6 separate regions of the Mus musculus genome follow, and all the other regions are linked to region 1. Evidence: chromatin loops called from intact Hi-C (ENCODE). Cell type or tissue: heart. All regions are shown on one strand. Links, peaks and the distances in the headings refer to the core of each region. The heading gives the core; the rest is flanking DNA. Region 1 holds the start of Gm38588 (a long non-coding RNA gene). Region 2 overlaps Gm15506 (predicted gene 15506). Region 3 has its middle 16 kb from the start of Gm33720. Region 4 holds the start of Thap12 (THAP domain containing 12). Region 5 overlaps Emsy (EMSY, BRCA2-interacting transcriptional repressor). Region 6 overlaps Emsy (EMSY, BRCA2-interacting transcriptional repressor).

The links. Hi-C counts contacts between places; a loop is a spot of excess contacts. Peaks named below come from ENCODE experiments on the same cell type or tissue, not always from the same donor. Only the 100,000 strongest peaks of a DNase experiment are listed, where the experiment ranks them.
Region 2: a loop joins it to region 1, with 7 times the contacts of the local background. A loop is called at or near these places in 20 of 42 quality-filtered maps.
Region 3: a loop joins it to region 1, with 8 times the contacts of the local background. A loop is called at or near these places in 7 of 42 quality-filtered maps.
Region 4: it touches region 1 in a loop (3-fold over the local background); 19 of 42 quality-filtered maps call a loop at or near these places.
Region 5: it touches region 1 in a loop (5-fold over the local background); 29 of 42 quality-filtered maps call a loop at or near these places.
Region 6: it touches region 1 in a loop (5-fold over the local background); 31 of 42 quality-filtered maps call a loop at or near these places.

What each region holds. Positions count from the first base shown.
Region 1 is chr7:98,478,565-98,483,876 of GRCm38, reverse strand. It overlaps Gm38588 (a long non-coding RNA gene), which reads right to left and starts at 2,612. Exons shown (of 3, transcript XR_869808.1): 1 at 2,483-2,612; 2 at 296-512. In heart, for the core only: no CTCF peak of the experiment used is centred there; DNase peaks (open chromatin) are centred at 1,076, 1,826 and 2,556; H3K27ac peaks cover 1,499 bases; H3K27me3 peaks cover 1,146 bases.
Region 2 is chr7:98,694,544-98,699,855 of GRCm38, reverse strand. It overlaps Gm15506 (predicted gene 15506), which reads left to right. Exons shown (of 1, transcript NR_144495.1): 1 at 1-5,312. Among named protein-coding and RNA genes, the nearest start is that of Gm15506, 5.7 kb to the left of the region's middle. In heart, for the core only: a CTCF peak has its summit at 2,121 (motif pointing right); no DNase peak of the experiment used is centred there.
Region 3 is chr7:98,776,516-98,781,827 of GRCm38, reverse strand. No RefSeq gene overlaps it. Among named protein-coding and RNA genes, the nearest start is that of Gm33720, 16 kb to the right of the region's middle. In heart, for the core only: a CTCF peak has its summit at 2,673 (motif pointing right); a DNase peak (open chromatin) is centred at 2,677; H3K27ac peaks cover 929 bases.
Region 4 is chr7:98,700,594-98,705,905 of GRCm38, reverse strand. Thap12 (THAP domain containing 12) reads right to left here and starts at 2,659. Exons shown (of 5, transcript NM_028410.2): 1 at 2,428-2,659. The coding sequence starts at 2,516. Gm15506 (predicted gene 15506) reads left to right here and starts at 2,978. Exons shown (of 1, transcript NR_144495.1): 1 at 2,978-5,312. It also overlaps the pseudogene LOC108167485. In heart, for the core only: a CTCF peak has its summit at 2,784; a DNase peak (open chromatin) is centred at 2,895; H3K4me3 peaks cover 3,532 bases; H3K27ac peaks cover 2,650 bases.
Region 5 is chr7:98,605,251-98,609,250 of GRCm38, reverse strand. The region is part of intron 14 of Emsy (EMSY, BRCA2-interacting transcriptional repressor); the gene reads left to right. Among named protein-coding and RNA genes, the nearest start is that of Emsy, 49 kb to the left of the region's middle. In heart, for the core only: CTCF peaks have their summits at 521 (motif pointing right) and 1,877; no DNase peak of the experiment used is centred there.
Region 6 is chr7:98,585,900-98,591,180 of GRCm38, reverse strand. Emsy (EMSY, BRCA2-interacting transcriptional repressor) reads left to right here. Exons shown (of 20, transcript NM_172280.2): 20 at 297-587. The coding sequence ends at 491. Among named protein-coding and RNA genes, the nearest start is that of Emsy, 68 kb to the left of the region's middle. In heart, for the core only: a CTCF peak has its summit at 1,929; no DNase peak of the experiment used is centred there.

The sequences.
Region 1 (5,312 bases), core at 578-4,577:
TACACATATACACACTCAGACACACAGGCACATTTGTAGACACACTCATAGGAACTGGGCTGCCATCTTCAGGGCCCAGAAGTAGATTTTCTCACTGTTAGTCCACACAGGAGCCATGTGTCTTTTACTACAGCTGATTCCCTAAGGTACAAAAGGGAATGGGGGGGGGGGAAGACATGTTTTGGCATCAGTTAGATAGCAGCAGCCGTGGAGATCCCGTGATTAATCCAGACAAGGAGGCCGGGCTATGTCAGGGGATGCTTGCCCTTCTCCCCGAAGCTGCTCCTTTTCAGACCTGTGATCTCTCGGAAAGCCCTGGGCGTTGAGGACTCTGCTCTCTGGTCTCTTCCGGGCTGGGTGGGTGGTGCCTGCTGGCTCTCTCTCTCCTCTGAGCGGCAGGCAGGCAGGACACCAGGGTTTGAGGTCTGAACTCTTCCTCAGAACAAACTTGATCCTGTCTGCATGCATCCCGTAGGTGTGCCCAGTCTCCTGGTGGTTAGCTGTGCTGCCTGCTGGCAGATACGGTCCCGAGGAAGAAACATTTAGATAGTTGCTCTCCCTGTGTGTTTTTCCCAGCAGTAGGGACAAAGCCCTAATTCCCAGCTGCCTCTTCCCAGTCAGACTTAGAAGGGAGCTGACTACTTTCCTGTCTTCCCGCTCCTCACTGCTGCCTCCGGCTCCTCAGCCTACTGAGCCGGATCACAGCCTTCAGGCCAGTGTCACCATGGATGGACTCTGTCCCTGGTTCCCTCGGCCACTGGTCTGCATCCCTCCCTAAGTCTTCCTTCTCATATCTCCCTCCTCCCGTCTGAACCCGGAGCCTCTTCTGGGTTCTCACCCTTTCCCTAGGACAGCTTCCTAGTCCAAGGCCCCCTTTCCTGTTCCTATGTCCCTGTGGCAGCCATGGGTCGGGCCACTCCCTGCTTAAAGAGCTATGATGTCACTGTGGTGGGGCTCATACCACCCCTCCTGTCTTTCCTCTCTCTTGGATTGTTCACATCATCTCACAGATCACACAACCACACATGTCCTCTGCCCCCCTCTCCTTCCTGCTCTTTCCAGCCTGTTTGGTTATCGCCACCAAAAGCCCTTTCCAGTTCCCCACTCTCTTTCCTCTCCGGCTCCTCCCTCTCTGCTTCCCTCTTCCCCACCTCCTCCCTCTCTCATGGAAAATTCCAGAGGCGAAGGCTGGAGGAACTTCCTAGGAGGGCTCCATGCTGACCCTGCAAAAATGGCCCAAAGGGGTCTCGAGTGTCTGTATTCCTTGGGCTCAGGAGCCAGGGAAAGGCCACCGAAGGAGGGACAGGAGAGACACTGAAGGGGCTACTGCCGCGCACAGCCGCATAGCCGCACAAGTCTGAAGCATCCTAGGTCTCTGGCCTTCCCTTTGCTCTCCCACAGCCTGACATACTATTAGCTGGAACGTGGCCTCTGTCCTCAGCACCCTTCTTAGCCCTTCTATTCATGTATACATCTGTTCATGGCATTGCCCTAACCGGTTCCTTTTCTGGCTTCATCTCAGAATGCTCATGTTTCCACTGTTGGGCTTTTCCCTCTCCCTCCCTCTCTCTCTCTCTCTCTGTATGTGTGTGTGTGTCCATGTCACCTCATTACTCTGTAGCTCGTGAGGTTGCCAGGTTGGTGTTAGAGTTGGCTTTGGAGTTGAGGTTCAGTTCTGCGAATAGGGTGGCCGGGTGACCTTGACCCCAGCCTGAATACCTTCATCTAAAAAGATGGCTCCTACTTACCTCGTGGGACTGTGGAGAAGATGGAGTCCCAGACACCTCATACACATTAATTCCCTTTTTGTGTGACATGAAAGGTGCTCTACAGCTACGTGTGAAAGCCTCACAGTGTTTCCAGTACCAAGCCTTTAAGGAGCCCAGGCCTTAGGGTTGGGGGAATGGCTAAGTCAGTAACGTGCTTGTCATGCAGCAGAAAGGCCTGAGTTCTGACTCCCAGCACTCCACAGAAAGGTCGCTGTGTGGCATGCACCTCTAAACCTAGCGATAGGGAGCCTGAGACTGGAGCTCATTGGCTAGCCCAATCAGTAAACTCTGGGTACAGTGAGAGACCCTGTCTCAAAAACTAAAGTGAAGAACAATCAAGGAAAATTCAGCATCAACCTCTGGCTCTATTTGCATGCACACATACCTAAACACAATCTACATACATGTATACACTCATGCACACCTGTACACATGTGTGTACACACATGGGCACACACACACACACACCTGGCTAGACCCTGCATAGTTGAGAGACCTGGTCTGTAGATCTAGGGCTCAGAAGAAAGGCCAAGCCATCAGTGGGAGGCCACTAAGTGTCTCGCTGTCTGTGAATGGGACAATCTGGCCTGCCTCCCAGGAGAGGGTGCAATAAGCCACGGGAGCCAGGGAACGTACTCTAAATGAGCTCGACCTACTTGTCATTTGGTAGAAAGTGTGACTAATGAAAGGCCAATGAACCCTTTAATACATACCTCCCGGTGCCCCCAGGCCTTCTGTGTGGTGACAGGACACTGATTCCTCGCTGCCCTTCAGTGGTCAGGTGGAGTCTCCAGGCAAGTCGATACAGTTAGTTAAGCCTACCACTGCCCTCCCTCTTCCAGCCGGCCAGCCAGGTCACCAGCCTGTAACTCAGAAAGCCTGTCTGCTTCTGGAATGCCTTGCCTGCCCCCTAGTGGATGTCCTAAGATCCATCTCTCTGAGACTGGCACCTTGAACAGGACATGAGTGAGGGTCAGGGAGAGGGGTCGTGTAGACCTCAGACCCTTCAGGAGGGAGCCAGGATTGGACTGGGGACCTTGACTTCTCATTAAGGAGCAGCTGACCCTCTCCCCAGGACCTCCAGGCTGTCCAGAGACTGTGTAGGCGATGGACAATCCATGTGTCCCTCTCTGCAGTGTGTAACTGCCTCCAGCTTAATGTGGCTTCTCTTTTCTTTTGAGCAGTGTTCCCCAAACATTGGTATCCTTACACCGGTGCTTACTTAACAACTGTAGCTGCCTCTACCTCTTCTGCCACATTAAATTCCTTCTCTGTTGACCAGAGACTCAAGTTACAAGAGCAGGGCATAGACCTGGCCCTGCTCAGGAAGCCCCAGGTCTCAGATCAGTACAGCCAGAGTGGCTGGGAATGAAAATCCATGGCAGATATCTCTTGCATAACACTCAGGGGTGGGACAAAGGCTCCAGGGAAGGCTTGGAGGGCTTCCTGTAGGAAGTGGCAAAGAGCGAGACCTGGAGAGGAGGAATCTGTCAGGAGAGGTGGTAGCCAAGGGTCTGGAAAGAAACACCAGGCTGTGCATGACTGCAGTTGCTGTGGGGTTGTGAGCAGAAGCTGTACAAGAGAGGCTAGGGCAGCTGACATGCCACAGAGCCTAAACCACTGGACCCTGAGTGGGCATCAGTCCAAGGAAGGATCCCATAAGAAGTCTATGGGCTCCTTGGCTTTGTCACTTTGCGTATTTGCCCACTCACTAATTCAGTCCCTCACCTGCCTCTACTTGGGCATCAGGCTAAAGGAATGAGCTGGAGAAGGCTGCTGCCCCAGAGCTGCCAGCCATAGCAACTGTTAGCTCATTCAGAGGAGGGGTGGGGAAGGTTTATAGCAACAGGAGGAGGCTTCTTCAGATGGGCTTTGATGGGTATGTAGCAATTTACAGGGCGTTGGAAAGGACTAAGGTCATTTAGGTAGACAGCGGCAGGAGCAAAGTTGGGGTATCCCGAGGGGCCTGGGGAAGAGTAGAGAATGTGCCACAGCAAATGATCTGGGGTTCTGGGAGCCTGTGGTGGAGCAGAAAGATGCAGAGCCTGGAGGTGAGCTAAAGACTCTGCAGTGTTCCAAGTCCACTACCCCAAATCATGCCCAATTGCATGATGGGGGACTGACTGCTTCCAATCACCTGGCTCCACCAGGGACCCCTCTGCTGAAGTATGACCCCCCCATTTCCTAGTGAGGCTGGAATGGTTCTCCCCTGAGAACCCACTCCCAAAGGATGGGAGGATACCTAGGCTGGTGGGACAGAGGGACATCTCAGTCACCAGCTAAAAGCCAGCATAGGACTCTGCCTGAGTGTGTGAGCTCATGTAAGACACCAGGCTGGCTTCTCTCCAGAGCCACTGTGCCTGGCTCCAAAGGCCCCACAGCTCTCTAGACGAGAGCCTTGGTCCTGGAGGCAGACCCCTGGGAACATACTGGGGACTGTGGCTTTTTGGAGGGGGGCTTCTCTAGTGCTAGGAGGCAGGGGTCAGGGAAGGGAGAGGGCACACTACCCCCTCCAACTCTCCATCTCCTGGTTCATAAAATGGACAAACAGTTCCTTCAAGGGTCGTGGGCATGGTAGAGCTAAAGACAGGCCTGACCATGCTGAGCAGGCAGTATGCAGGGCATAGTGGGGGTACAGCCCACTCCCCAATTCTGACAAAGAAGTGTAGGGCAAGGGAACACCCTCAGAGGGGCCAGCTCACATAACTACTTGTGCTTAATTGGCAAGTTTTAGAGCCAGGGTCCCACTCCCCACCCCAAACCCCAGATTCTTCCAAAGGTGTCTGTGTGCAGAAGTCTGAGAACAGCTGCTTGGGCCACCAGTGGGGACATCTCCTTGGTGACCAGCTGGCTGGCTGCTCTCCTGTACTGCTCAAGTGTGAAAGCCTATAGGTAAAGCCAGCTACACTAGAAATGGCACATACATGGGCATGCACAGACACATGTTATAGGAAATACAAAGGTGAGCTGCACGGTGCTCACAGCAGGGCTTACACAGACACTCAGATTCAACCACACACATGCTGAAGCCAGGCTTGCAGCTCTCCAGGCTCACAGATACAGTGTCACCTGCACTCAGAAACACAAAACACAAGTGCATAGACACAGAAACTCATAGACAGTGCTTGCATGACACAGTGACAGCTCACATAGGCTCATTGTGTTCTGCCTGCAAGGCTTCACAGAGATTCATGGGTCAGGTCACTTACATGTGTACACCCTAAGTCATAGCTGTCCCATATCCTGAGTTTGGGTGGCTTCCACTTCCTGACCCCCCTTGGATTGCACAAGAGCCCACAAGACAGTAAAGGCATCTGGCCTCTGTAGTGAAGTGGGGATGGAGGCTCAGAAACCTGTGTGATGGTCGAGGCTACGCAGCTCGCAGAGGGAACACCAAAGCCCAGGTGAAGGCAGTTTCCATGTGTTTGCCCATCATGTGCAGATACCTCTGTATCCCTCTGTGTACCCCAGGACACTCACAGCATCCACATGTTCAAGAATCCAGACAGCCTCACTGACTATCTAACCAATCACTCATGTCTC
Region 2 (5,312 bases), core at 522-4,521, 220 kb before region 1:
TGTGGAGATGTCTGGAAGGATCTGGATGGAAAATGACTTGAAGACACTTAATAAAGGAGCAGAGTGCTGCTGAGGAGCTGCCACTGTGCTGCACACACTGCTCAGACTGCCTGCTGTTTCCAGATGTGCCGCCAGCATGTCTCACTAGGCTCTGGGGACAGTGTCCCAGGTCCCAGGTTTCTCAATGAGCAAGAGCCTGTTTTAGCTTTTGAACTGTGTGCCTGCTCACACTGCAGTCTCCAGGTGAAGCTTCAGTTTGATCAGCCCTCCTCAATTTTCTAGGCTTTTGCATCTTATCCTAGGCAGCCATGCATTGTTCTGTGATCTCTGCCTTGTCTGATCCTGGTAATGTGGTACCGCTTGTATCACACTTCACCCCATAATAATACCTACAAACAAATCTGATGGGGGCCCTTCCAAGGACCCACTTGGGCCTAGTGCAGTTGTCAGCAGACTGTATAGGAAACACTATATTTTGTGAGCCATCCAGTTTCTTAGTACAAAAGCAGACAGAGCTCATATGGAAACATGAGTGTGGCTGCGTTCCAGTGAAACTATAAATGGATCTTGGAATTGGAATTTCATAGTTTTCATAAAATATTTTGATTTCTTCCCCCAGTCATTTTTAAATTCAAAAAAAAAATTTTTTTTAAAAATGGGGACCAGAGGCAAAGAGTGGTAAACCACATTAGCCTGTGGGCCGAAGTTTGCATGTCCCTGTCTAGTGTGCATAAAGTATGTATAGAAGAATGACAGGTGAGTGATAGTTTTCCATTAATAACACTGTCCATGCCAAGTCAGTCTGGCATCGTCTCACAACTTACTCTCTAGAAAATATGGCACATTGGAATGAGTGTGAGGCCAGGAGAACACAGGCTTGGCCACATACAGATTCACAAAATGAATTTTTTTTTCACTAAAACTTGTATTAAACAAACTACCATCTACATCATTCCTGTGGTTTATCTCAAAACCTATTTGGCAATTCTGAAAGTGATGTCATGTTGCAATGAGCAGTAAGGAAGAGAACTTCAGTCATTCCAGAAATGACTTGACCGTGGGCAGCGTTTGAATCCATTGATGTCATCACCTATTAAAGCGTGTGCTGTAGAGGTGACAAGATTCCACCACAGTATATTTTTTTGCAAGCGTATTAAAAAAACAAACAAACAAACCAATTGTATAAGTACTTTTGACCAGTGCTAGGGTGTGCCCTTTTAGATGAGTCTGTTTGTATTTACCCTAGATAGAGCTTTACTGTTGCCTTCATTGGGACTGTTTTTCCATTGCTGTGGTAGACTTTCAGGACTGAGCAGACCTTTACAAGACTAATCAGAAAGTCAGTGTTTCCCAGGATCCAGAAGTGACCAAACCCTGCAGCAGCCATCTGAAAGGAGATTCTGTGTTAATTCACTCAGCAGATGTTTACTGAATGGTACATATGCCACGCACTGTCCTCCAAGTGCAACACAGCGGTGGACAGAAGCGCTCCCAGCCTTGGATTTGGCCGTCTGACATCTGATTGTCTTCCTGTTGAACTCTGCTGTCTCGTGTGCTCACACTAACTCACTGTTAACTGCATACCTGGAGATAGAGATGACCCTTGCCATAGGCCTCTGTGCCAGAAGTCACTGTGCCTCTCCAGCTTCATTAATAACCCAAGGACTGGATGTTCCACTTAAATTTTATTATCCTTTACATAGATCCATATTGGTAGAAAAAAATATGCTGGCAGTGTTGGAAGTGTAAATTGGCAACAGCTTTCTGAAAGGCAATTTGGCACTATCTGTGGGGAGCTTTAGAAATGTTTGTGTCCCCTGATCCTCTAAGTCCACTTCTGGGAATCTGTCCTAAGGAAACAGTCTAAAATACGGGCAAAATTTATGCTTAATAATCTGAAAGTCTAACAGCAGAAATTGGTTAAATAAATTACAGTCTGACTATAATAGGCTAGTATACAGTCATGCTAATGAAGAGTATTCAACAGCTTAGTGGAAATGCTTGTGATGTTTAAAAAGATAAAAATTATATGCATAAATTTTAAAAAGTTGGGGTGTTTTGTTTTTTAAAGATTTATTTATTTAATGTGTGTGAGTGCTCTGTCTGCCTATACACCTATGTACCAGAAGAGGGCATTAGATCCCATTACAGATGGTCATGAGCCACCGTGTGGTTGCTGGGAATTGGACTCCAGATCTCTGGAAGAGCAGCCAGTGCTCCTAACAGCTGACCTATCTCTCCAGGACCCCCCACCCCTGCCAAGTTTTTTAAGTGCCTAGAAAGGATTTGTCAACTCTTGAGTTGTTGACGTTTATATATCTTTGTTTATATGTTTTTAAAATATTTTCTCTAAAATTAGTACAATTAAAATAGCATCAAAATTTAGCAGCTGAGAGATTGAGGCCCCACCACTAGTTTGGTTCATGAATAATTAACTGGCTTGGTCACATGGAGGCTGCATGGTATTGTATTGGCAGCCAAAGTGGGACAGAAAGGAAAAGGACCCATGTCCTAAAAGGTTGTGATTGAGACCTCTCAAAAAGCCAATGTGGTTATGAACACACAAGTGGCACATTTCTAGTATGTGGCCCTAGGGAGGAGAAAAGGAGACTTTCTGGAAAGTCTTTGAGCCTTCCTCAGAGCTTTAGTGCTAAGAATAGCTTTCAGTGTGCTATTGATATTAAGTCTGCTGGCACCCTTAGGACATGCAGGGAGCATGGCTTCGAGCTGTAATATTTGTTTTACATTGAGAAGACTACAAAAACATAAGACATGTAACATTGTGACTTAAAGAACTCTTGACATTCAAAAGTGTCACTTCATTGTTGTCTGGAATTACTGTACATGATTATGTTGGGGTTTTTTATGTTGTATTTTTTTAAGATTTATTTTTAATTATTTGGGGATGGGTGGTTATGTGCATATGAGTATGGGTACCTGTGGTGGGCAAGGTGTAGTGCAGAAGGGGAGGTCAGCTTCCCTGGAGCTGGAGTTGTGAAGAGGTGGTTGTGAACTGCATGCGGTGGATGCTGGGAACTGAACTCAGGTTCTTGGCAAGAGCTGCAAGCCCTCTTCACCAGTGAGCTGTCTCTTCATCCCCTATACTGTAGAGTTTTAAGTAACAACAAACTATGGAGTTAATGTCGCCCCAGAAATGAAACTAAAATGTGCATTTTGTCATTGCTTCGGTAAAATGAAAATATTTGCTGTATCACTTTAGTAAGCTTCCAAGCCCATAAATGAGTACACCACATAAACGGCCATGATTTAGAGGTCCTCGGGCTATAGATTCCGTGAACTGTACGAGTTCCTCGGTGCCTAAGTGTTATTCCTGCTGTGTCTAGAAAGAGTAAGGGTGGGGCTCAGGCTTTGCTTCTGGCTCCTCAGCTGGCCCTGGACTGAATGGTGTATCTGCACCCAGAGTACCCGTTTGTAAGGGGAAGAATACCATAGACCTTGTGCATTGTCCATTTCTCCATTCAACAAATACTCCGTGCTTATACAAGCCTGTCACTGTTCTAGACAGATATGGTAATACACAAAAAAATATGTGTGCACATCCATTTACGTGGGGGAAATGAGTCAAAAATAGAGCACCTTTATGCGACTCTTGGGCTGAATAACACGAGGCGCAGGGCAGAAAGCCTGGCATGTAGTTCAGTGCTCCATTGTCTTACAGCTCCTAGGTACTCTACACCACGGTAGAAAAGCAGCAAAAAGTGTGCCTCATTCATTACAGCATTCAGTCTCTGACTAGTTACTACCTAAGCCACTTTTATCAAGACAAATTCTTACACGTCGTGTGATTCTGACTGTACTTCTAGAGTGACAGATTAATCCAGGTGGGACCCAAGTCCCTAAAGGTGACCTTTTTTGGAGCTAGTTGTTAAGAGTCTTTATATGGAGCTAGATGGCAGGTGTTAGGTCCACAAACTCAGTGTTGTTGTCCTCTAAGCACTACCTGTACAATCATTTTAATAGTTGTCCTTTTTAAGAAAAACCACACTCTAGACACTGGAGAAGCAAGCAGTACTTAAAATGCTAGAAGAATTGACTACAGTGTTGTTATGGGAAACAAGGGTGACAAAAAGCCAGGAAAAAAAGATTTTAACATGTGCTTTGTTGATATTTTTGCTTGTTGAGATTTAGAAAGTTGAGAAATACAGAAACAGACAGAAGTTTGCCCCTGGCACTGGAGGCCTTCCTCAGCCCCATATCTGCCTCAGCTTCCTCCCTCCCAATTGTCTAACAAAGAGCCACTTACTGAATCTCTTTGGGATTGGCCTGTAGACACAGACATAGCCCTTGCCCTTGGCTACTGACTAACATTGTGGGATGAAGGAAAATGACCAACTCTGGAAGGTATACCCACTGTGGTTCTTGCCTTAGCAGACTAATCTTTCCCAGAATAAAATTATCAGTACCCAATTTTTATAATACAAAAAATAGAAAGTTGGAATTGCTACATTTAAAGTAACTGTATAAATAAGAAAATGGATGTGAGAAGGCAGAGTGCACAGTGAAATGATAATTGTTAAGCTCGTGCCATTACTAGTTCCTCTTAAGTAGTGCAGCCCCCAAGCCTTGGCCACAAGGAACTGGTTTGAAATATTACCTCCTGGAAGAAACTAGACATAGGCCTCACTTAAAGAAAGAGGTGCTGATGAGACGGCTCATCAGGTAAAGCCAAGCCTGATGACCTGAGTTCAGTCCCTGGATCCAGGGACACTCCCACGATGGAAATAAAGATCCAACTCCCACGATGTATCCTCTGACTCTATGTGTGGGCCATAGCATAAGCATGCCTCTACACACACATGGGGCTAAAAGAACCTAATAAGTAATAAAATAACCTAATAAGTAACTTCAGAATTAAAGCCCAGATTAGATGAGCAATAGGCCCGGGGAGATTGGACAACTTCTTGAGTCACACACCTGCTTGATGGCAGAGCTAGGATGATAAAGGAGCCCAAACTTAGCCAACTCAAGCCAAGCCAGGGAAGTGATTTTTGCTTTGTTCTGTTTTGTTTTTCCTATTGTGCCCTTGGTAATAATTCTCTTACTGAAATGTTTGTTACGGTACCCTGCATTGAATGTCTAATAAGAATGATCGTAGACAGTTTTTAAGGAATATGGTCATCACCCAGAACATCGTACAGATGTTTCCCACATCCCCTGGCTGTCCAGGTCCCCAGTCCTTTCACAGATGTGAATTTATGAGGACATGCTGGCATTCTGTCATCTGCCTTTTCCATAGGTCTTCCCAAGTTGTGTGTTGCATTTTTGTGGTTTTAACATTTCTCATGGACACG
Region 3 (5,312 bases), core at 720-4,719, 300 kb before region 1:
GATTCCACACTGACAGAAAGAGAATTGAGTCACTGTAACCATTCAAACTTGAAGGAACCAGGAAAGGAAGACAACACCGGCACATAACGTTAACCAGCTCTTCTGATGAACAGAGATCAGAGTCTCCCAGTCCTGGTCAAGGAAGGAATTATTTGGATGGAGTGACAGACCTCTTACTCCAAGGATGTCCACATGCTAATCCCTAGACTGTGACTACATTAGAATAAAAGAGGAATTCAGATCACTGACGGGGCAAAGCTTCAGTAACTCTCTATTTTCTTTCTTTCTTTCTTTCTTTCTTTTTTTTTTTTTTTTTTTTTTTTTAGGTTTTTCGAGACAGGGTTTCTCTGTGTAGCCCTGGCTGTCCTGGAACTCACTCTGTAGACCAGGCTGGCCTCGACCTCAGAAATCCGCCTGCCTCTGCCTCCCAAGTGTTAGGATTAAAGGCGTGCGCCACCACGCCCGGCTAACTCTCCATTTTCAATGAAATACCCGTGGCTGAGTAGCTAAGCAGGAGAAGAGAGTTCTTTAGCTCTCGGTTTTAAAGGGCAGACATCCAAACAGCTCTCTGGATGCATCACCTCCTTAGTGGCGGAAGATGCCACGCGGTGGGACACTTGTGAAAAGGCGAGATCGCGTGGCCAGACACAAGGCCAGAGAAAGGAAAGGCAGTAATAACCTTGTGGTGGCTAATCGTCAGTCAGCTTGACTGAATACAACGTCATTGTGAAAATACACATCTGTTATGTGTTTCCAGAAAGGCTTAACTGAGGATGGAAAACCCACCCTGAATAGGGGTATCTCCATCCTGTGGGCTAGAGAGCTGGACTAGGTGTTGGCATTTAGTCTAGGCTCTGTCCCACAGTTGCCTGGCAACAGCCAGGTGTGTCTGACTCTCTATAGAAGGGGCTGCTTGCCCCCTCCTCTCCCTCTTGCTCCTGCTCTGTCCCCCAGCTCCTGCTTCCCCCTCCCCATTTCCCTCCCCCCTTCTCCATGTGTTCGTGGCTGGCCTCTACTCTCTACTTACTCTCTCTCTCTCTCTCTCTCTCTCTCTGCCTTTCTCTGTCTCTTCTCCCTCAACTCCCCTCCCCATGCCCTGAATAAACTCTATTCATGCGGCTGGTCCCTCGGGGGAAGGGATGCCTCAGCATGGCCCCCGCAGAGCCACCCCCTTTCCCTACACCTGACTGCACATCCACCAAGCACATTCCTTATCTCTCTATCTTTTTATAAAACACAACACTGGGTAAAAAGGATAAAGCAGGCTAAGAACAATCACTCATGGCTCAGTTCCTGATTGCAGGCACAATGTGTTTCATACTTCTGCTGCTATGCCTTCTCCACTAGGACCGACTATACCTTCAAACTATAAGCCAAGATAAATCACTTTAGTCAATTGTTTTGACATAGTAACTAATAAGAGACCTCTTACAGGCTCTACCTCTTAGAGGTCTATCTGTAGTCAGACTTTGGCAACTTTGTGGCTTCTTATTTCTGCTGCCCTTCTCCATCCTTTTTCTAGCCCTTCAATCCCCTAACACTACCTAGGAGAGAGAAAAGGATAGGGGGTGGGGAGGAAAGGAGCGGCATTTTTTTTTCTTTTTCGAGACAGGGTTTCTCTGTATAGCCCTGGCTGTCCTGGAACTCACTTTGTAGACCAGGCTGGCCTCGAACTCAGAAATCCACCTGCCTCTGCCTCCCAAGTGCTGGGATTAAAGGCATGCGCCACCGTGCCCGGCTGGGAGCAGCATTATTGTTAGACTACTTTCTGTTGATTAGGGGCATCAAGTTCCTTGGGCCAAGTTTGATCTTTGCTGTCGGGATATCTAAGTTCTTCTTTTTCTTCTTTGAGCACAACTACTTAGCAAATTGCCGCCCACAGCAACCAACCAATGACCCATCACTACCACCACCCAATGACCCACCCTCTCCGGGCCTTAGCATTTCAATATCCTCTCAAAAGTCCCCAGACTTCCAAACACCACACAATTGCAGAAACTATCTGCAGCTGGCAAAATCATGTACCACTAGAGCACAGGGCAAATTATAGTCAGCTGCTGCGGACCGTCTGAAGTAGCCCCACATACCACACATGAGGTTAAAACGAAAACATATTCCCATAATACTTCTGTGTTTTCAAAGAAACCAAAATTCTCACTACATTTATTTTTTTAAATTTATCTGTGTTAAGTATTCGTATGTGCACATGCATATGTGTGCACACAGATGCACATGTCACAATGCATGTGTGGAAGTTGGATGACGGCTTGCGATAGTTCTCTCTTTCTAAAGTGTGGGAACGACTGAGCTGGTAAAGGCCTGCCACACAAGTCCCAGCATCCATATAATACCAAAGCACTGTGATCCAGATCTGTAACCTCAGGGCAGACAGAGATAGCTCAAGTTTTGGAACTCACTGGCCAGGTCCCCTAACCTAGTCAGTGAGCTCCAATGTTCAATGAAAATCCTTGTCTCAAAAAACAGAAAGAAAGATAAGGGAAGGCATTCCATGTTAACCTGCGACCTCCACACCCACAAACACATATACAAAGATGCCAGTGGCTGCCAATTTGCCCAAAGTCAACCAACTAGAGAAAGAGGAGGCCAAGATGCCAACCTTCACCTGCCTGTCTTCAGACAGTGTTTTATCCTCAGGGCATATACTTGCCCAGCAGGGGGCACTCGTGCCCACACGCCAACAAGGCTGAAGGCTTCCTGGTGGGACAGCCCAGAGGACAGTGGCTGGAATGTGGGGCCCTGGCTGTGCTGGGCTGTCCTGGGGGATGAGCTCTTCCTATCCAGACCTTGACTGCTACTCGCCTCCGATTTCTAGCTGGCTCAAGGTAGTATGGCTCTCAGCTGCATCAGTCTACACTGGTGGAGCAATGCAAGACTTTGTCTCAAGATTTATTCTTCTCTCTGTTGTCACCTCCACTCTCATCTGATCTGAGGGTGTCCCCGGAGTGTTACAGGGGAGGAAAGGCCGGGGGCCCCCAATTCCTTCCTGACAGATGTGAAATGGGTCAGGGGCCATCGGGGAGGTAAAGGGATCTCTAAAAATGCTTGTGCAGTTTGGGGTGGAGTAGGGCTCTGAGTGTGCACCCCAGGGACTATCCCAGCTCGCTGACAAGCAAAAGCAGCTCCCTCCCTCTTTCCCAATGTATGCAACCCACTCAGAGGCCCAGGCCACATCGCTGGCTGAGTGGGAACAACCAAGGGTCCCAGACCACAACATTTAAACACAGAGCCTAGGCTGCCCCAGGAAAACATCTAGTCTAATCTCTTCATTGGTCCAAAGAAGGGAGTTGGCTTGTCTTGGGCCACAGAGTCAAGCCAGGACTACTGCCTGATTTCGCCTTAGCTTTCTGGGAGTAAAATCCAGGCTTGTGGAGAAGCTAGAATGAGGTGCAGCTTGCCAAGCAAACTTGAGTGAGAACTAACAGCCCTCATGCATCAGGCTCACTATGTGCAGGACCCAGGACCCACTGTGTGACAGGCCTCAGGAAGAAACTGAAACCCTACAAGGGAACTTTTAGAGAGATGTGTGTGGCTGTATATATATGGACAAGGGGCTTGAGCTGTGCGTTTAAGACTGGCGGGCTTTTCTCTGCCAGTTTTATACCTTAATCTGTTTAAATGCTGGGAATCAGAGGCTCAGAGAAGTCAATGGACTCTCTCAATACCACACAGTGGAGAGTGGCTAAGCTCAGCCTTTAACTATCTGGCTGCAAAGTCCCCGGCTGCACCTCTCCACACAAGACTGTTGTTGTACATCAGCATTTCAGCGACTCTGACCCATACACTATTCCAATTTGCAGCACCTAGGCCCAAAGGAGTGAGTGGCTGAGAGGTCTAGGAGGCCCCAGAGGGAGGCTAAGGGGATCTAGATGTAGGACATTCATGGGCCTCCCAGCTGGCCCCTGTGTGGTATACAACCTGAAGATCTATAAGCATTCCCACACTCCGGGATGTAGGGCAAATCAAACCCAACCTCTGTGCCTTCTCTACCCTCCCTGCATCCCCTGCAGCAACTCTCCCCCCCCCCCCCAGCCTCTCTCCCCTGCAGTTCCCTGCCTGGCCTCTTTGCTTCTACTTTATAGGCTGGGCAGACAGGTCCTCAGGGGCCACCTGCCTGGGGCTGTCTGAGCTCCCTGTGTGGGATGTGTACAGAGCCAGCTTTCGAGTGGGGGCAATGGTCCTTGAAAAACCCAAAAGCATTCCTTGTCAATGTGACGTGACGGCAAGGATCAGTGGGAAAGGGTGGGAGGGAGGATTGGGTCATGGGAGAGAGCAAAGTCTAGCAGAAGCCCCTCCCATTGCCCAGCACCTAGTTGGGTAAAGCCTATCTGCACAGCTTGGCTCCTGAACCTGCTGAAGGTCAGGTGAAGCCAGGGACTATCAGAAAGCCCTAGTAACTTGCCCAGGGCACACAGCAACACTGAAGGTCCACTGAGCATGAGAGCCAGCTCCATCTGAGGCCTCCTTCACCACACTGTCCAGCCCTTTTCTAGCTCATACTGGGGCACAGGGGCGGGGGAAGGCTCAAGGAGGCAGGCAGCCCACCTGTCAAGCGCACCGAGGCACTGGGATGTTGGCAGGAGTGACTGAGATGTCTTCTGCTGGGCGGGGTCATGGTCTGCAGACACTACAGCCTGTTGGCCCTGTGAACAGGACTAGGAGGCCCACCTGGGCCAGGTGGGGCCGAGCTAAGGCCCATGCCCTGGATGTAAGGGGATCTCAGCAGAGCCAGAGAGATGGCAGCAGGCTGGACTCTCCTGCTTCCCAGCCCTGCTGAAATGGGAGTGTTGTAAAATGTGGTTCTCTGAGCAAAACAGCTGCCATCTTCCTCAATCAGCTGTGCCAGCTTGCAATCTGCCACGAAGAGCCAACTTGGTGCCTGTTGACATTCCCTCAGAGAGGGAGTAGAGAGTCACTGGGTCTTTGCCTGACAATCCAGCCTCTCCTATCAGCCACTTATATGCCCTTCTGCCCTAATTGCACATGGCCTCAAGGTCTTGAGAGTAGCAAGACTACACAGGCTGGGGTGTCTGATAGGGAGTGCAACATCTATGTAGCCTTGGAGAACCCATCATCCATGCTGGGTGTGGATTTTCCAGGGTGGCTGCTTTGGGGTCACTGATGCGTTACAAGTAAGCCTAATAGACACTTTGGTTCCCTCTGGTGAGCTTTAGTAGAATCGTTTGGTTGTTCATCTGGTTGTTGGGGCCTTACAAGGAGGAAGCAGACATAGTTGACATCTCCCCAAGGAAGAATTCTTGAGTCAGGGGCACATAGTCTGTCTAAACCTCCTT
Region 4 (5,312 bases), core at 619-4,618, 220 kb before region 1:
CAAAGCCTGCCTGGATTACATAGTGAATTCTAGGCTAGACTGAATGAGACCTTGTCTCCAATAAATAAATTAATAAAATGAATATATTTTAAAAGGCCATCAACCACACATCCAAAGGCGATTCAAATATATAAACATATTTATAAAGAGATCTAAACCAAAACAGAAATCTATTCCAAGCATGGTGGCTCACTCCTTTGATTTCGGCACTTAGGAGACAAAAGCAGGCAGACCTCCTGCTCTACAGAGTAAGTTCCAGGACAGCCAGGGTTACATAGAGAAACCATCTTAGGGGGGAAAAAAGAGACAAATATTGATGACAATGTAGAAAAAGAGAAAGCAGCCATATGAAGTTCATTTTCACATGTGGTATGAAGGTATTTCTATTTCCCCCAGTACAGGGGACAGAACCGAGAACCTCATGCATGCTAATCAGGTTCTTTAGTGCTAAACTCCATCCTCTGGCTGAAGACATCTCTGCCTGTCCAAGCCTACCAGGTATCACACTATAAATCAAACTATAATATCTTCCGAACAGACTAATACTCCAATCTTTCTTATGTCAGTAACTGTTTTATGTTAAAAACTTCTGTAACTCTAACACTTTGGGGAGTGGAGACGGAGGATTGCTGGGGTTGGCTGAATCTGGCTACAGGTTCAGTCAGATCCTTCTTAAAGGAGGAATAGAGCAAGACACAGGATGCCCTCTGGCCTCCACATACACACACCCCATACCCACACATAATCTCAGAAGTTAGTCTTGACTCTTTTCTCTTATAAACGACATCCAAATTACTAGTAAATCCTGTTGGCTTCATCTTCAAACCTTATCTAAAGGCATCAATTTCCCTCTTCATCCTCTTCTACTGATCTGGATTATTGCAACAGTCTTCCCTTGGTCTTCCTGCTCATATCTTTACTTCCCTACAACTAACAAGCAGCCAAAAATCCTGTTAAGAACTCTTGCAGCTCTAAACTCTCCCACTTCACTCAGGATAACCACCAGAATATCTTCCATGGACAACAATTTCCTAAACAATTTCCGTCTCCCATATAAACCTCATCAGCAAGCATGCCTTGACTTCACTCTTACTGTTTCCAGATGCTTTTCCAACATATTGCACAGCTCTCCCCTTCCCCAATTCAATTTTTTTTTGTTGTTGTTCAGATTCATTATGGTGAGACTTTTTTCTGTTATGTTTAAAATAGAAACTGTGCCTCCGTTTTTTATACTTTTTTTTTTAAACGGGTTCATGAGACAAGACTCACACTACAGCCCTAACTGGCCTGGAACTTACTCTAACCCAGGCCTGCTTCAAATCTCAATTCTCCCTGCCTCCTCAGCGCTGGGATAACAGACAATGTCCACTGCTCAGCTCCCTGGCTATGCTTTTTTCTTTAATCTGCTCTGGTATATGCACGAGCGTTTTGCACTTTGAGCATACCTGGTACACAGGAAGGCCAGAAGAGGTTGTGTAATCCCCTGGAACTGAAGTCACCTAATGTGGGTATAGAACCCAGGCCTTCTGCGAGTATAAGTGCTCTTCAGCATTGAGCTATCTTTCCACCTGTTCCCTAGCTAAAAGCCCTTCCAACCCCTGCTGTATTTTTCTTCAGGATATTTTTCATTATTGGACACGGTATTATAAATATTTTACTTGCCAATTTCCCAAGACTTGAATGTAACCTCTGAGAAGAGGGATTTTCATTGGTTCATGTTACCCACTCTCATACTCTGACCAATTTCTACCAACTGTCGGCTTTCAATAAATATTTGCTCAATTAATATCATGCTATATTCAGCGCTCGTTGATAGATCTGCTCTCTCTCTCTGTGGATTAGGTGCTTTCTGCCGTCCGTGACAAAATTCACTCGAGTCTCCAGCACCTGACATGAGTACTTCAAACATGGTTAAGCACTGATTTTTAAACGAATGAGCCAACAGGAGAGCTCTGAGAACTACCTGCAGTCTATCACACTAAGTCCCTATGATTCTCAGACTACGTCCCAGATTATAAACTACCCCAAGGAAAAGTGAAGTTGCAATACCATATTCCCACGCCCTCACACTTGTCCTCTGTGGTCCCAACAACCAAGGGAGACAATGAGTAACGGTCGGCATTTGAACACTGGGTTGACAAGTCCGAAGGAGGCAGTTGTGACCTGATTTAAGATCAAAGAAAGCGGCTCGCCTCCAAACAGAAACACTGTCCTAGAAGAGACCAGTGACGCGGGGGAAGGCAGGGCCCCTGGGAACACAGCCCTGGAGAAGGGTTACTTCTTTGACAGCTAAGGAACCGCGTCGGACCACCAAAGGCGCTAAGCGCCCACTTCATCCGCCTTCGCGCCCCCGGGTGGCACCCACTGGGCCGGGTGCCCGCGAGCGCACGTGCGCGCAAGTCCCTGAAGCTTCCGCGCCCCACTCACCTGGCCGGGTCCCGCGGGAACCTGAAGAAGGCCAGGTCAGACTGCGTGCTCTTCCGTGTGCAGTTGGGGGCAGCGCAGAAGTTCGGCATGGTCGTCCGGCCGCCGGCCGGTCCAGCCCTCCCCTCCCCGCCTCGTCAGGGCAGCGCGGCCGCCCCGCGGGGCCGGGGAGGGGAGCTGGGCCGGCCGGCCGGCTCCGCAAGGCCGCGCGCGGAGGAGGGGCTGGCGCGCGAAGCCGCGAGGGGCAGGAGGGGCGCGCGGGCCGAGGCTGGGCTGGGGCCGCGGCTCCACAGTGCTGTGTGCGGCCGGGAGGATTTACCGCCGCCGCCGCCGCTGCTGCACCTCCAGCCCGCCCGGGACGCTACCGCCTCCTTCCCACAATGCACCCTGGCGCTGGAGGGTGCCCTCTCTTCCCTCAGCTATCCGCCCCCGCCCTCTTCGCAGGCGACCGTCCCTGCGGGCGGGCATGCGCACTCGAGAGGGTCGGGCCAGCTGCGTAGTCTCAATGCACATGCGCACAACCCAACCCGCGCAAGGAAGGAATTGCGCATGCGCTGTAGTCTCCCCGGGACTGGCGAGCGCAACCCCGGGTTATTCGGGTAGGTTTGCTGTGTGCGGGTTCCTGCAGATCCAGGGCAAGCTAGAACGTTACTTCACGGCTGCGTCTGCCCGGCTTGTGTAAAAGTTGTCACGGTTCATGCGTCCATTGCGTGAGTCACCGTAGACTCTTAAAGGCAACAGATTCGGGATGACCCTTGCGATTGCTTTGAAACAACTCGCGGGTTGAACGCAAACATGAGTTGTAGAGGATTTAATTTTTAACCCGTTTTGCCTTCCGGTTACTCTGTGACCGAATTAGTGCTAGATTGCTAGCCGCACACCTTGACTAGACGCTAGGGTAAAAGCTCAGAAAAGCAGTAACTTCCTTGGTGGTTTCCAGAGAGGCAGGAATAGTGCAATGATTAGGCCAGCAGCACCCTAGAGATTTTTACCTCAGGCTTCTCACAGTCCTGGCCTGATAACGTTCCTGTATGGTTTTGTTTCAAAATGAGTGGCCGCTATTTAGAACAAAGTATCAAATTTTGCGTAAAATCGAACACGTCTGCAAGTAAGACCCACCACTTTTGAAAGAAGCGTATGGGGGTGAAGTGGTGTCGAGGGCTTGAGTATTTGACTGGCACAAAAGGTTTAAAGAAGGGTGGGAAAATGTCTGAGATGATCCATGAAGTAGTCGTCCAGTCACCCACAGAACGGATGCAAATATCCAAAAGGTCACGGACTTTGTGTGAACAAGCAGTTAACAGTGAGAAGGATGGCTGAAGAAATTACATTTAGAGAAAGAAACCATTAGATTCATTCTGAAAGGAAACCTGAACACGAGAAAAACGTCTGTCAAAGCTATAGCAAGTATTTTGAAGGATCAGCCTGAACTTGGGGAAATTTGAGTGTCCATCTGGTCATTCAAAGGAAATTAAGAACGCTAGTTTATAGGTGAGGGAAAAGAGGACAAGTTCTGAGATGTGGAGTTAGCTGCAGCAGAGTGCTGATGAGGAAATGGCTCTGCCTGTGTAGAATCCCAGAAGTCGGGCCCCTGCCAGCCACCTTCTGCAGGGAGCATGCTCAGAGAGTAGGAGATCTGACGACTGCTACGGTATCAGACATGGAGATGCAGCGTTTGGAGTTTGCCCAGCTGGTTTCCTGTCTTGCTATTGGGATTACAATAAAGTGATTGGATGAATCTCAGAAGAGACTTTGAACTTTTTTTTAAAAGATTTTATTTATTTATTTTATGTATATGAGTACGCTGTAGCTGTCTTCAGACACACCAGAAGAGGGCATTGGATCCCATTACAGATGGTTGTGAGCCACCATGTGGTTGCTGGGAATTGAACTCAGGACCTCTGGAAGAGCAGTCAGATCTAACCATTGAGCCATCTCTCCAGCAACTCTGAACTTTTAACATTGTTGAGCTGCTATAGACTGGGGACTCTGGAAATTAGACTAAATGTATTTTGTATTATGCTATGTTTAGCTGTGGCCCTTATAGCCTCATATGTTTGAACAAGTCTGTGGGGGCCAGGGAGTGAAATGTGATGGTTTGTATGTGCTTGGCCCAGGGAGTGACCCTATTAGGAGGTGTGGCCTTTAGCAGATGTGTAACTGTGGGTGTGGGCTTAAGACCCTAACCCTACCTGCCTGGAAGTCAGTCTTCCACTAACAGCCTTCAGATGAAGATGGAGAACTCTCAGCTTCTGCACCATGCCTGCCTGGATGCTGCCATGTCCCCGCCTTGATGATAATGGACTAAACCTCTAAACCTATAAGCCAGCCCCAATGAAATGTTGGCCTTTTTAAGACTTGCCTTGGTCATGGTGTCTGTTCACAGCAGTAAAACGCTAAGACACCCAGCAGTAGTCAAACAGCAGCAGGATGTCTCAGGTTTGGGGGAAGAGGAATTACCGCCCTAACTTAGTCCAGAGCAAAGCACTTTGAAATGGCTGTGCACCGTCAATGAACACGACAGAGATCATAATGACCTAGGTGGCAGAAGAGTTCCCACTAACTCTGAAGTGCCTGCTTGCTGTCCTGTCCTGGACCTTACTTCACAGCTCTCTTAGGTTCCTAATTCTGTACACTCAGATCCAGCCATGATCCCATATCTCAGTGTTTTCTCAGTGCCCTGCAGACACTCATTTTCTTGTCTAGCTTGCTCTTGGTTCTCAGATTCCCTGTTGTTTGATTCTGGGCCACCCTTCCAGGTGTGTCTGCTTTGGGGCTTTGGTTTGGTACGCATTTCCACTCACACAGCTCTCTCCTTTCTGATTTTTGGGCCCGTGTTCCTGCCCATGACTTAAGCTGTGGTCCAGACATGTGGAGCAGAGAGTTCT
Region 5 (4,000 bases), core at 1-4,000, 130 kb before region 1:
CCTTCATCTCCCAGGTCCTGGGGTTACAGGGTAAAGCATCACACCTGGCTAGATCTTAAATCTAGGCTAGTACATTAGAAAAATTCACATACAGTTGCAGCATACACATTTTTCTTAGTAGCGAACAAAACAATGCTAAAGACTAAAAGTCCACACTCCAAGAAAAAGAAATGCTTATTCACAGAGCAAGTAGAAAATGGTCTTTGAAAGCTTGTCAGTTAAAAATAAATAAGCTGTTGATTTCAACAAACAATATAGCACTTATTTTAGAAAGTAAGTAGTTTTTCTCACCCTGCTATCAGGGTAATAATTGCAAGTCATTTTGCTAATTCTCATTTTATCTTCCTGCTGATTGTAAATCAGTTTGTAAACCACTTACAATGTGTGGCTCTGATTGCCAGCCATTCCTACTTGTTTATATTTTGTTCTACCCAGCTGGTGGTTTCATTTTTAAAATTTTTATTTATTTTTTATGTGTATGGGTGTTTTGCCTATGTCTGTACACCAGCATACATGCCTGGTTTGGAAGAGGCCAGGAGAGGGCATCAGATCCTTAGGGAATAGTTTAGACAGTGTGGGTTGCCATGTGGCTTCTTGGAATCAAACTTGGGTCCCCTGAAAAAGCAGCCAGTGTTCCTAACCATTGAGCTATCTCTCCAGCCCTAGTTTTATTTTTGTATTTTAATTTTTGGTTCTGAAGATGAGACTTATGTATATATAGCCTTATACATGGCTAACACACGCACTGCCACTGAAATAATGATAGCCTTGCTTTATTACTTTTGTCTCTAGTCTCTTTTCTGTTGTGTCTATTGTATGTGTGTACAATTTTTAAGTCTTTTAGCCAGTTAAAGAGTAGTTATAGGTACTATGTGATTTAACCTCTAAACAGTTATTTTTTAGGTCTCTAATTTCTTATGTCTTATCCTTGTGAAACTAAATTACCATTATCAAAGTCAAGAAATTTAATGTAATACTGTTAGCTAATTTATAATTCATCTAGATATACTACTAAGTGATAAGTGATGTTCTCTATTGCTTTGTCTCCTAGTCACGTTCTAGCTCAGGGTCACATATTACACTCAGCTATGTGACATTGTAACTATCACATTACTGTTGTCACTTCCTTCTCTTTCCCCCTTCCTCCTCTTCTCACTGTGTAATCCTGATTAGCCTGGAACTTGATATGTAGACTAGGCAGGCCATAAATTTTAAAAAAAAAATCTGCCTGCCTCTTATGAGTTCTGGGGATTATAGACAGGTCTGGCCCTCCTCTTTGATGTTTTGAGACAGGATCTTATTCTCTAGTCCAGGCTAGACTGAAACTCATGGAGATCTTTCTGCCTTAGCCTCCCAAGAGCTCGAATTAAGTGTATGGGCCATCATTTCTGATGCCATTAGCATTCTTTATTCTCTTTTGCCCTAGATAGCCTCTTAATCCTCACTTTCCCCCTTGATTATGATATTTTGAAGAGTTTAGATTGGTTACTTTGTAGAATCTTCTTTATGATTTAATTCAGTAGGAATTGTACAGGTAGATGACTATCAGCTTCCTCAGGTAGACATGATGTCTGCCACATTGATGAGAGGAATGGTGGTCACTTGGTTAGGATGATTGCTTCTAGTTTTCTCTGCTGTGAAGTTAACATATTCCTCTTTGGAATTAATGTCAGTTTTGGAGGAGGTACTCTGAGACTGTAAGTGTAGCATTCCTCGTCAGTCACTTGTCCATACATTGTAGCATCTATCGATGATTTTTTAAAGTCCATTATTCTTTGTTCTGTTCTAAGGAAGAATTGATCTTTTTTGACCGAAGAGTTCTTTTCAAGGGTTTTTCCTGTACATGCTGGATGCTTTAGTGGTTTCTAACTATACCCACCACTAGGAGGCATCTAGGCCCCGGGTTTAATTCCTGAATAGGTAGAGTAGAAAGCCTTGGGCATCTTCTTGATGGGAATCTTAATCACCCTGGCAGGACTCATCACACCATATTATATATCTGGTACTGTTTTTTATGTTAATTTTAACTACTTTGTTTTATACTTTTTGTTATTGTTTTCTTCTCTGTTGGCATCTTAAGAATAACAGGGGAATGATTAAGCTTCATGCTTATAAACTCATTTTTATTGCCTCATTCCAAAACATTGTTTCTCCTCTTCACTTTCTCCTAACATTTTTAGACTTTTGTTTGAATATTGATAGATAATAAGTTTGCCAAGACTATTAGATGAATAACATTTTTGCCTGTGTCACTCACTGAAACCCAGATGATGTGTTTTCTGAAGCTACTTGCCTTCTATCTTCTCAAATAGCTCTTCCAAGTTTTCTTTCTCACTTGTAAAGTGAGGTAAGTATCCTTATTGGTGTTCAGATTTTTTTAATTTTTATTATTTTTTTTACTTATATCCAGCTTTATTTCTAAAAGGTTGTGGGTTTTGTTTGTTTGCTTGCTTGCTTGCTTGGTTTTTTGAGACAGGATTTCTTTAGCCCTGGCTCTCCTGGTACTAGCTCTGTAGACCAGGCTGGCCTTGATCTCAGAGATCTGCCTGCCTATGCCTCCGAAGTGTTGGGATCAAAGGTGTATGCCACACCGCCCATCTAAAAGGTTTAAGGTGGATTGAATATAAGATTCTATTAAGCAAACCAGAAGAGAACAAGGAAGTGAATTGAGAGTAGACATTTAAAGGAGCAGAACATGAGTCAAATTTGTAAATAAATGTCATAAAGATACAGTTTTAATTAAGAACTCAGTTTCTGGCATTACTTTTTCTTAAGAATCATGATCTTAGGAGGCCAGAGTGAAGGTTTTGTTTTTGTTTTTGTTTTTGTTTTGTTTTGTTTTTTTAAAAGCAAACATGGGTCATATAAAATGTACTTTTTGCAGAATTTCATTAGCTAACTTATTTGGTAATTTATATTATTAAAGGTGAAAACTAGGATATCTAATACATAATATAAAATGTTTCCCAGTGATTTTGACCACAGAACCCTTTTTTTTGCAGAAAATTTTGTGGAATTGTTGTTCTCTATAACATTGGGACAATGCTTCAGAGGAAAGGCTTATATTCTAACACAGAAGGACTATAGACAGCTCGGCCTTAGCTCGGAAGAGATGGCTTAGGGAGGTTAGACATCTGGGAATCGTTGTGTGTGAAGGAGTGGGGATGGATTAGGTGGGGTTCTGGGACTGTTAGTCATGTTGTGCTCTGTGGTATAAATGAAGTGAGTTGGCCTTTGTAGGTGAGTGGACAGACAATAGTACTGTTGTACAGATGACAGAAAGATCTATTTCTACTTTATGTAAAAAAACAAAACAACTTTGTATATCACAGCTGTGCAGGCAGAACTGAAAAGGAAGTATTAGAAAGTGGCGGGTTCTCTGATGATGACTGCATGTGGAAGTATGTGAAAAGGAAGTATTAGAAAGTGGCGGGTTCTCTGATGATGACTGCATGTGGAAGTGGTAGAGGGTGGAGGAGAACATTGACTTTTAAGATCCTGCTAAGTTAGAAGTCTTATGATTATAAAAGGATGTCACAGACAGTTTATGACAAAGACATATCATACATGCCTGGGTTTGCCTTTGAGTATAGTACTAAAGTATGGATTCCTGGTACCTAATATGCAGTAGACATCTAATACATAATTGATAAAGAACCAGTAAGGAACGTCTGAAGCAGGCCACTATCCGTAAGAAGTACAAAGGTCTAGTTTAGACATGCTAATACTTTGTAGCATACATTGTCATGTTAAAACATAAAACATGTTAGCTGGACACCTGAATGCCTGCTGCAGAAACAGGAGATCAGATTCCTGGTGTCCTATGACCGAAGCATCTCTAGGTTTGAGCGTAAGCCCAAATTGTAGAAGGGGGGAGACTGTCGAAACAGTTTTTACTTAGTTCACACTTTCATTTTGTTTTTGTTTTTTTTTAATTTATGTATTATATGTAAGTACACTGTAGCTGTCTTCAGACACACTTACGGATGGTTGTGAGCCA
Region 6 (5,281 bases), core at 1-4,000, 110 kb before region 1:
CCACAGTTAGAGTTGTGTGGGATTTGAGGTGGGATCTAGCATTAACCCTGACAGCTGTGACCTTGAGGACATCTCTTACCTCCTGTTTCCTCACGTGTTACATGGAAGCTACAGTTTCCACCCAACATTGTTACAGATGCAGTAGGATAACGTGTGAGATCTAGCCCAGTGCTTGTCATGGAGGTGGTCCAGGACATGCCAGCTTTCTATGCTTGGGGGGGGGGGGGGGGGGGAAGGACACAGTCTCCTCTTGGCTTTTCCACTATAAACATTCTCTTGTGAATCTTCTCTTCCAGGCCATTCCCCAGTATGCTATTCCTTGTCACTCCAGCTCCAATGTGGTGGTGGAGCCCAGTGGGCTTCTAGAGTTGAACAACTTCACCAGTCAGCAGCTAGATGACGACGAGACAGCCATGGAGCAGGACATAGACAGCAGCACGGAGGACGGGACTGAGCCCAGCCCCTCTCAGAGCGCTGTAGAACGGTCCTAGTGTGCAGACGCCGGAGTGCACTTTAGAGCCTGCGTGGTTACCAAATGTCCAGGGAAACTTAAAATTTGTTATAGTAAAAAAGAAAAAAAAAAAAAAGAAAGAAAGAAAAAAGCACTTTGCTCATATTTAGGCTGGGGACCTAGAAGCATTTTAACAAAATTAAACTCACAGAGGAATGTACTTTAAAAAAAAAAAATAGAAAAAGAAAAAAAAAAAAGCAGAGGAAACGATGCACCCCATGGAGCCCGGCACCTTGTTGGTGCTAAGCAGCGAGAAGAGACTTTCCTGTGAGTGGTCCTCGACTGCTTTCCACTGAGCAAATACCACCAGAGAGTATGAAAAGGAAAAGAAAGGAGAATATGAAGAGTTTGTATTTTTGAAATGATGTATCTGAACAGTTTTTCAAAAATTGTGTTTGTTTTTGCAAATCCCTGGAGATGTTGATTTGGCTAGCATTTTACATTTGCTCAGTTCATGATTAGTTTATGAATACCTAGGGAAGTCCTGGCATTGGAGTCCTTGCTGGACGGTAGACATCAGTCAGGTTGCTGCCTGGGCAGTTTGGGGTGGCTTGTACATGTGCTCCTTGGTTGTATACTAATTTATTGTGGAGTTCCACACTTGCCTATTTATTTAATGTAAATGTTTTGAAGCAGGCCGAATCCCTTTTCCTACATGTCCTGGGAAGCTGGATCCCTGGCCTTCCCACCTTCCCACCCCCTCACCCCCCTTTAAGAAGACGGATTAGAGAAGATTTGGTCCGGAAGCAGAGGAAAAGACATTTCTAGCCCAAAGGAAATGCTCAGTGGTGTTCCTGAAAATGAGCTCTGCTCATTGGATGCTTTCTCGACACCGACGTTGCACACCCGTGTTGGACTGAGACTTTGAAAACAACTTTGACTTACTTTGGTTTAAATCCTTTGAAATGTATGAAAATGTTCACTTACAGTTCTAAATGTAATGTTTTTAAGTTTTTAATTTTTTAGGGTGCAGTTTGTTTACGTGCAGGTGTGGTCTTGTGATTGCTGTCTATCACAAGTAGAGTGAAGGGTAAGGGATGGGAGGGTAAGAATTTTGACAAGCTGTGGCAAAGGAAACTATACCTTTCATTTTTAAAAAGTGTAAATAGAAAAGTTTTTAACGGTTTTATATGAATTTCACTATAAATAAGCATTTTAAGACTGACAAATGTTGAACTGTATATACATTTATCAACTTAACTGCCCAGTTTTTGGTGCTGAAGTACTGTAAGTAGAATTTATCAGTAGCGTCCTAATTTCTGTGTCTACACCTGGGGAGAAGCTGTGATGCTGTAGTTAATCAACTTACACAAGTGCTTACACTTGTGTAACTTACACTGATAATCTCGGCAGGAGCATCCCTGAGACACCTACCTTGTGGTGGTGATTGTCCCCATTTCTACTAGGTGAAAGTTACTCACCCATAGATGGAGCTCTTGGATAGCATTTTATTGTACAAATGTGTTTCAACAACCACTTTGTGACTGTTCCTAGCTAAGGGGAAATTTAACTTCTCTTGGGTCATAGACATCTTTAAGAAGCTGATTATTCTATGAACTCTCTCACCAAAAAAATACACATGCCAGGACACGTGTTAAGATTTTGCATACAATTTTAGGGACTTAAGAACTCCCAAGACCATCCATGTATTCCAGGTTAAGCCTTCTGTTATGGTCAGCTCATTACTTACAGGTGTAAGTTTTTATCAAATAAAATATCTTTTGGATACACATGGATCAGGAAATAAGAACAAACTTGAATAAGTTATGTTCCATCTCTACTATCAGCATACCATGTCCGTGTTTTGAGAATATAGCCTCTCTGTGCTCCAGCAGGTTAAATGACAAATGAGTCTACTTTAGTCTGCTTTTAAAGAATCACTTGTGCATATATATTTGCACACATACATGAATATCAAGTAAGATTTATTTTTTTTCCTTTGAATGGTTCTAATGCCAAATAGAGCATGATTTTATGAACAAATAATATTCACTCCTATTTTATGTGCCAGGTAAGGCTCTAGCCACCAAGGCTATTACAGTGAGGACATGGGAAATCCTACCCAGATGGAGCTTACAGGCAAGGCTTCCTGCTCGTGAAGGAAGGGGGAGCAACAATTCCAGAGTTCTCCTCTTTTTTTTAATCAGCACATATTCAGCATATGTAGTGGTTTTGTCTGTGTGTGTGGAGGACAGAGATCAACCCTGGGGTTGTTGCATAGAGGCCATCTTCCTGATTCCTGGGTTGCTGTTTTTTAAATTACATTTTTATGTATTTTATTTTTGTATATATATGTGTGTGTATGTATTCATTATGTCTGTATACATGTGCAGGCTGGAGGACAACTTACAGGAGTTGGCTCTCTTGCCACCTGGGTCATGGGAATTTGACTCAGGTGTCAGGCCTGGCAGCAGGAGGCTTTACCCACTGAGGCATCTTGCAGGTCCCCACCTTGTTTTTTGCAACAGGGATCTGGAGCTTGCTGACTAGTATAGACCTGCTGCCTGCATAGATTTGCTGCCTAGCAGGTCCACTTCCCCAGTGCTGGGGTTATAGGCACAAGTCATGGCCTGGCTTTTCATGTGAGAGCTGGTTTCTGTTTGTGTGGCAAGCACTGTACTGACCTATCTCCCCAGGGCCAGCACTGAGTTTCTTAGACATTCTCCAGGTTCCCCCCAACCCTTATTTTACATGTGTGAGTGTTTGGCCTATACATTTCTGGTGCACCATATACATTCAGTGCCTACCCATGGATTCCCTGGGACTGAAGTTACAGACAATGTGAGATACCATGTGAGTGCTGGGAATTGAAACCAGGCCCTGTTAGATCAGCTACCATGGCTCTAGATGACTCTTAACTACTGAGCCATCTCTCCAGGCCCTTTCTTAAGTGGATTGACAATGACAGAACATGTCTGGATCCATCCTTAGACATGCTTTTGCTGAAGTTGATAGCACTATTTCTTTGTTTTATGTTTAAGTCCATAAATTAAAAGTAATTGCAAGCTATCTCTGAAGAATATTTAGAGATAATGATGTACTTCGGCAAAGCCATTAGAATTCTTTTCATGCCGGGCGTGGTGGTGCACGTCTTTAATCCCAGCACTTGGGAGGCAGAGGCAGGTGGATTTCTGAGTTTGAGGCCAGCCTGGTCTACAGAGTGAGTTCCAGGACAGCCAGGGCTACACAGAGAAACCCTGTCTCAGAAAGGAAAAAAAAAAAAAAAAAAAAAAAAAAAACCAACAAAAAGAATTCTGTTGATCATTGAAGATTTGGTTTTGAGTTGGAGATGCAGCTCAGTTAGTAGGATGCTTGCCTGGAATGCTCAGCTCTGAGTTTGATTCTTAGCACCACAGAAAAACTAGGCAGGGTGGTGGATGCTTATAATTCCAGTTCTTGGGGGTTGGAAGCAGGAGAATGGGAAGCCACAGTCATTCCCTACCACATAATACATTTGACCCCAAATGTATTATCTCAAAAGAGATTTGGTTTAAAGTAAACTAATAAATACCTACTATTGCAGGTGTACCTTATGGTGAATTTTAAAGACTCCTCTTATTTTTTATTTATTGGTTTTGAAACACGTGTCATGTTACTATGTAGCTTTGGCTGACCTGGAAATCACTGTGTAGAAAGGCTGGCCTTGAACTCACAGATATCCAGTTTTACAGAGTACTCAGGCCATCTGCTTACACACATGATGTGTGTGGCTCAATGGTTTCTAGGATTTATCACAGACAGGGCACCCATTACCAAAATCAATTTTAGAACATTTTTATCCATCAGTGAAAGAAAGTACCTCTGACAGCATTGTCAGCACAACCACTTCTCTAGCCCTAGGGCACCATCCGTCTTTCTGTCCCTGTGGACTTACCGCTCTGGGTGCCTCATTTGAATGGAATACAGTAGATGGTCTTTCATGATGGCTTCACTTGGTGTCATATCTCAGGACTCATCCCTGTTGGAGCAAGTATCAGTGCTCCCTTCCTTATGGCTGTTCCTACACATGGCTGCATCACTTTAAAAATCATCAGCTGATGGACTCATGTTGTCTTATTTCTTAGCTCCTTTGAGCCTATGTTGCTGCCAACTCGTGTGCACCAGTTCTGCTCAGGTTTCGGTTCTCCTGAGTAACTACCTACCTTTGACCTTTTAAGGAACTGCCAAGATTGTTTGCCACAGAGACCAGGTGTTTTGCATTCAGTCTAGCTCTGCATGAGGGCTTCTTGCCAACACTTGCTATTGACTCTTCTAATGTAGCCTCCCCAGTATCTATGTGTAGTGGTACCTCACTGTGGTTAGGACACGTTTCCCTGATAGCTAGTGATGAGCATTTTCTATGAGCATCTTGGCCATTGGTTTGTCTCTGGAGAAGTATCTCTCCAGTCCCTCTAGTAGTTTTATAACTTCAGTTGGGAGTGTGTGAAGTGTTAGAAGTATTACTAGCATTAGAAGAAAAGTTTTTCTTCACCATTAAAATGTGTTTGAGTTCTTCCTCTCTGGTGCAGCATTGCTTGAAATTTAAACTGCATGGTGTCAGAGTTGAAAGCTTGCTCTTTCAATGCATTGCTTTCTATGGTCCCCACAGTAGGCTGCTTGGATGGAGGGCAGCAAGAAACAGAGTAAGTGCAAAGGAAACAGGGCTGTGTTTAAACGCTTGGCTCTTCTGGTTATTGCATATGTGAAGTTGAGTCAGTCACATTCTCTCTCCACTTCCACAACAGAAAGTCTAACCTCAGGACTCTTAAAGGCTGGGCCAAAGTAATGTAA